Linked DNA regions of Homo sapiens: region 1 is linked to region 2. Evidence: read pairs that join two places in POLR2A ChIA-PET (ENCODE). Cell type or tissue: A673. All regions are shown on one strand.

Region 1 (2,500 bases), 72 kb before region 2:
AGTATTTGACTGAGTGTGATGGCTCACACCTGCAATCCCAGCACTTTGGGAGGCCAAGGTGGAAGGAACGCTTGAGGCCAGGAGTTTGAGACCAGCCTGGGAAACGTAGTGAGAGCCTGTCTCTCTCTCTATATATAAAAAAAAAAGCTGGGCAGGGTGTTACGCACCTGTAGTCCCCGCTACATGGGAGGCTGAGGTGGGAGGATCACTTGAGCCTGGGAAGTTTCAGTGAGCTATGATTTTGCCACTGTATTCCAGCCTGGATGACAGGGTGAGACCCTGCCACTCTTAAAAAAGAAAAGAAAATTCAACACTAGTGTGCATAATGAAAATGGGTGGGGGTGGGAGGAATGGAAGAGCTGCCACTAGGGGGTCAGATGGGGCTGGTGTCTAGGCAAGAGACCAAGGTCTGAGCTGGGCAGTGGTGGCTGGGATCCAGTTCTAACTCAGATGAGATAAGGGATAGGTGTGAAGCCACTCTATAAAGGGTAACAGGTGCTGCTCCTGCCTTTAATGGGGGGGCAAGATTCACGCATACAAGGGAGACATGGTGAGTTCCTTAAGAGGGGTACAAAGTGCTGTGGATGTTCAGTGTAGGCTGAGATTGCTATTAGTTTGAGAGAAGGAATAAAGGCAGGAGAGAAGGTATTTGGGGCCTTGAAGAATGGGCAGAGTTTGGACATGTGGAGATGGAGGCAGGGCATTCCAAGAAAGCAAATGTATATATTAATACATACAGTCTATTTTGGAGCATAAGTAGGTGGCACCCTCAAAGAGGCCTTACCTATTTTTCTTTTCATAGCAGCCATTCTCCTTTCTAGCACTTACTCCCATTTACACTTTGGATACACTGGCTAGCTTCATGGCAACACACTTTTTGGTAGAAAGCAAGAAAAACCTAGGCCCTGGTGTCCCCGCACCATGGTTTAATACCTGTCATAGACAACCTAGGTTGCTGCCATAGGGCAACCTAGAGGACAAACAAATATTTAAAGTGTATACAAGGAAGAACTCCTAAACTGGTTGTCCAAATAGCCTAGGAGTTCTCAATTTGCCCTCTACAGAAAGGCTCCAGGAACTGGGTGAAGGAACCTCTGAAAATCATGCGTGATTTTTTTTTTTTTTGTATTTATTCTGGAGGAGAGGAGGACTTTTTTTTTCTTTTTTTTTTTTTTGACCCAGGGTCTCTCTGTGTTACCCACGCTGGAGTCAGTGGCATGATTACTGCTCACTGCAAACTCTGCCTCCTGGGCTCAAGCAATCCTCCCACCTCAGCCTCAAAAGTAGCTGGGACCACAGGTGTGCACCGCCATGCCTGGCTAATTTTTGTATTTTTGTAGAGATCGGGTTCCACCATGTTGGCCAGGTTGGTCTTGAACTCCTGGGTTCAAGCAGTCCTCCCGCCTTGGCCTCTGAAAAGTGTTTGGGTTATAGGCATGAGCTACCACGCCTGGCCAGAGGAGGGAATTTTAATCCAAAAGTCAAAGAAGCCCTAATGGAGGCCAAGCTCCCTGTGTTACTGATGGCGAAACTGCAGCTCGGAGAAGGTGGTTAGTGGCAGAATTGGGACTAGAACCCTGATGCCCTGATGCCCTGATGCCCTGATGTCCAGCTCAGGCCTCTGCTCCTTCTGCTAAGGCTCCCTGGCCCTGTCCAGCGCGGTTCAGTGGTAGTGATGAGCACCACCACCAAATTTAACTTGTGTTCAGACTACTTCTCTGAATCTCAAATCTGTGTATCTATCTGCCTGTTTGATCCCTCCATGTGGATGTTTCACAGCGGTCTAAATCTTACTACATCCAAAAATTGGCCAGGCGCAGTGGCTCATGTCTGTAATCCCAGCACTTCGAGAGGCCCAGGCAGGCAGATCACCTGAGGTCAGGAGTTTTAGACAGCCTGGCCAACAGGGTGAAATCCTATCTCTACTAAAAATATAAAAACTAGCCAGACGCGGTGGCACGTGCCTGTAGTCCCAGCTACTGGGAGGCTGAGGCAGGAGAATCGCTTGAACCTGGGAGGCGGAGGTTGCAGTGAGCTGAGATCAAGCCACTGCACTCCAGCCTGGGTGACGGAGCTAGAATCTGTCTCGAAAAAAAAAAAAAAAAAAATTGAACTCTTTCAATTCTCTCTCCAAACCTGCTCCTTCCTTGGATTTCCCCATCTTGTGGCACCACCATCCATCCATTCAAGCTAGGAACCTGGAGTCATTCTCAGTACCTCCCTATCCTCTCACCCCTGCCATCTAGAACATCACCGGGTCCTGATGAGTCAGCCTCCCAAATAATCCCCAAACCTGTTCACCCTCTCTGTCTCCACCACTACTGCTCCAGCCCAGGCCCCCATCCACTCAGCTGAATGTTTAGAGGAGCCTGCCAACTTTTTTCTGCTTTCAGCCTATTCCATTCTGATCTATTGAGCCTCTCCAATTCTCCTCACAGAAAATGGAATGATCTTGCTACTCCCTGAAAACCCTATTTAGCACTTCTAATAAAATACTCAA
Region 2 (2,500 bases):
GATTAAAAATACAAAAATCAGCAGGGCGTGGTGGCGGGCGCCTGTTGTCTCAGCTACTTGGGAGGCTGAGGCTGGAGAATTGCTTGAACCCAGGAGGTGGAGGTTGTGGTGAGCCGAGATCACGCCATTGCACTCCAGCCTGGGCAACAAGAATGAAACTCCATCTCAAAAACAAAAAAAAAAAAAAAAGGAAAGGGGGGCCACAAGGCAACCCATGGTATGTCTTTCTTTTATTTTTCCATTAGCTTTTAAGCACAATCATCTGCAAGTGGGACTTTCCTTTCTGGTTTCAAATCTTGAAGCAACAGAAACTGATCACCCCTATACAGTGCCAAAAAGATTATGGAAACCCTGTCTTGAAATAGCTTGCACTGCAATAATTGCTATAAACAGCACATTCACTACTAATAACTACTTTATTAGAAGCCTCACAATCAAATCTGTTTACTTACCCTCTGAAATGTTTCTTGTTTGAAACATGGTCTCACTCTGTCACCCTGGCTGGAATGCAGCAGTGCAATCTCGACTCACTGCAACTTCCACCTTCCAGGCTTAAGTGATTCTCCCACCTCAGGCTATCGAGTAGCTGGGACTACAGGCACGTGTAACAGTGTGTCCAGATTAAGTTCTGCATTTTTTGTAGAGATGGGATTTCACCACCTTGGCCAAGCTGGACTTAAAACTCCTGGGCTCAAGCGATCCACCTGCCTCGGCCTCCCAAAGTGCTGGGAGTACAGGCGCAAGACACCACACTGGCCTGAAATGCTTTAAGACTCTAGGATTATCTTGAGTTAGTCTTAGCAATGAAAGACCAAGCAGGTAGATGGTGAAGGGCTAATGGCCTAGTAGGTTTGGCACAAGACTCCATAACCAAAACCTTACACAAGATCATTCAGACAGACAACTTAAAAACCTGCTTGAGAGTTTTACTGACAGAAAAAAAGAATCTGTGCAGACCCATTCCCTTTGCTACATAGCTGAGGCATTTTATTTTACCATTAATTTAGAAGTGAGAGAAGGGTCAGGTCTCTCCAGCTTTAGTTCTCTTGGAAACATAAGATTGTCCAGTAGACAGCTTGTTAAACCCAAGTCATTCCTAAGGCACCATGTCAAAGATACTTCATACCCCTCCTCCAAAACCAAAGAAAACACACAGAGATTAATACACTACAGAAGGAATAAACATTTTAGATCAGTTTGTGACTACTGACCTGTCTCCTGTTTATACCATCAGAAAAGCTGATATAATAGCTGTTTTCCCGGAAGCTTTATCCTGGCAGTCACAACAGGAAGAGGCCTGTAGAGAACCCCAGGGAGCAGTGCACTCTCATTAGGCTGCAGCACTTAAGGTTTTTAACAGAGGAAAAACCCAATGATTCAGTCTTTGGCATCTCCCACTCCATCTGCATTAATGGCGAACATAGCTTCAGCTTCAGGAAGACAGGGAGAGTCGTAGATTTTGCAGATTCTGGTTTCCCCTCTTCCTTTCCTCAGATACAATCTGACCCAAAGACACAGACCAAAGCACCAATTTATTATAATTAAACAATTCCGTTCCTGACTTTGTAACAGAGCTGAAAATTTTTTAGACATATATTCTTCCTAGAAGGACCCTGGGAATGTTTCTGTACTGTTTTCCTTAGTGCATTTCCAACCTGGCAGAATCCATTTTTGCCCTGGCCCCTCTCAGTGGATTGTCCATATTGAAACAAACATTAAAAAAAGAAAAATTTAGGCCGGGCATGGTGGCTCACGCCTGTAATCCCAGCACTTTGGGAGGCTGAGTTGGGCAGATCACGAGGTCAGGAGATCGAGACCATCCTGGCTAACACTGTGAAACCCCATCTCTACTAAAAATACAAAAAAATTAGCCAGGTGTGGTGGCGGGTGCCTGTAGTCCCAGCTATTCGGGAGGCTGAGGCAGGAGAATGGTGTGAACCCGGGAGGCGGAGCTTGCAGTGAGCCGAGATCGTGCCACTGCACTCCAGCCTGGGTGACACAGCGAGACTCCATCTCAAAAAAAAAAAAAAAAAAAGAAAAAAAATTTTTTCAAGACAGTGTCCTGCTCTTTTGCCAGGCTGGAGTGCAGTGATGTGTGATCATAGCTCAATACAGCCTCGAATTCCTATGCTCAACTGATCCTCCTGCCTCAGTCTCCTGGGTAGCTAAGACTACAGGCACACGCCACCACACCAGCTACTTTTTTTTGTAGAGACAGAGGCCTCACTTTGTTGCCCTTACTAGTGTCGAATTCCTGGCCTCAAACCATCCTATCACCTTGGCCTCCCAAAGTGTTGGGATTACCAGTGTGAGCCACTGTGCCCAGCCCAAACATTTTTTAAATAACAGGGGAGAGGCATATCAATTACTCATATTCATTCTTCCACACTTGTGGGTTTTTAATTCTTTTATGAACTAAAACATCTATACCAACGAGAGCATGTTAATTAGATTAGCAAGAGTTCCTAAGTGTCTATACAACAGTAGCTTTAACAGGGCT

What was found. Peaks named below come from ENCODE experiments on the same cell type or tissue, not always from the same donor. Only the 100,000 strongest peaks of a DNase experiment are listed, where the experiment ranks them.
Region 1: POLR2A ChIA-PET joins it to region 2 with 6 read pairs; 6 of 35 experiments call an interaction of 5 or more read pairs at or near these places.

Annotation. Positions count from the first base shown.
Region 1 is chr15:40,801,777-40,804,276 of GRCh38, reverse strand. All of the region lies in intron 1 of DNAJC17 (DnaJ heat shock protein family (Hsp40) member C17), which reads left to right. Among named protein-coding and RNA genes, the nearest start is that of ZFYVE19, 4.1 kb to the left of the region's middle. In A673, no CTCF peak of the experiment used is centred here; no DNase peak of the experiment used is centred here.
Region 2 is chr15:40,730,056-40,732,555 of GRCh38, reverse strand. RAD51 (RAD51 recombinase) reads right to left here. Exons shown (of 10, transcript NM_002875.5): 10 at 216-1,501. The coding sequence ends at 1,378. Among named protein-coding and RNA genes, the nearest start is that of RMDN3, 24 kb to the left of the region's middle. In A673, no CTCF peak of the experiment used is centred here; a DNase peak (open chromatin) is centred at 1,325; H3K27ac peaks cover 2,003 bases.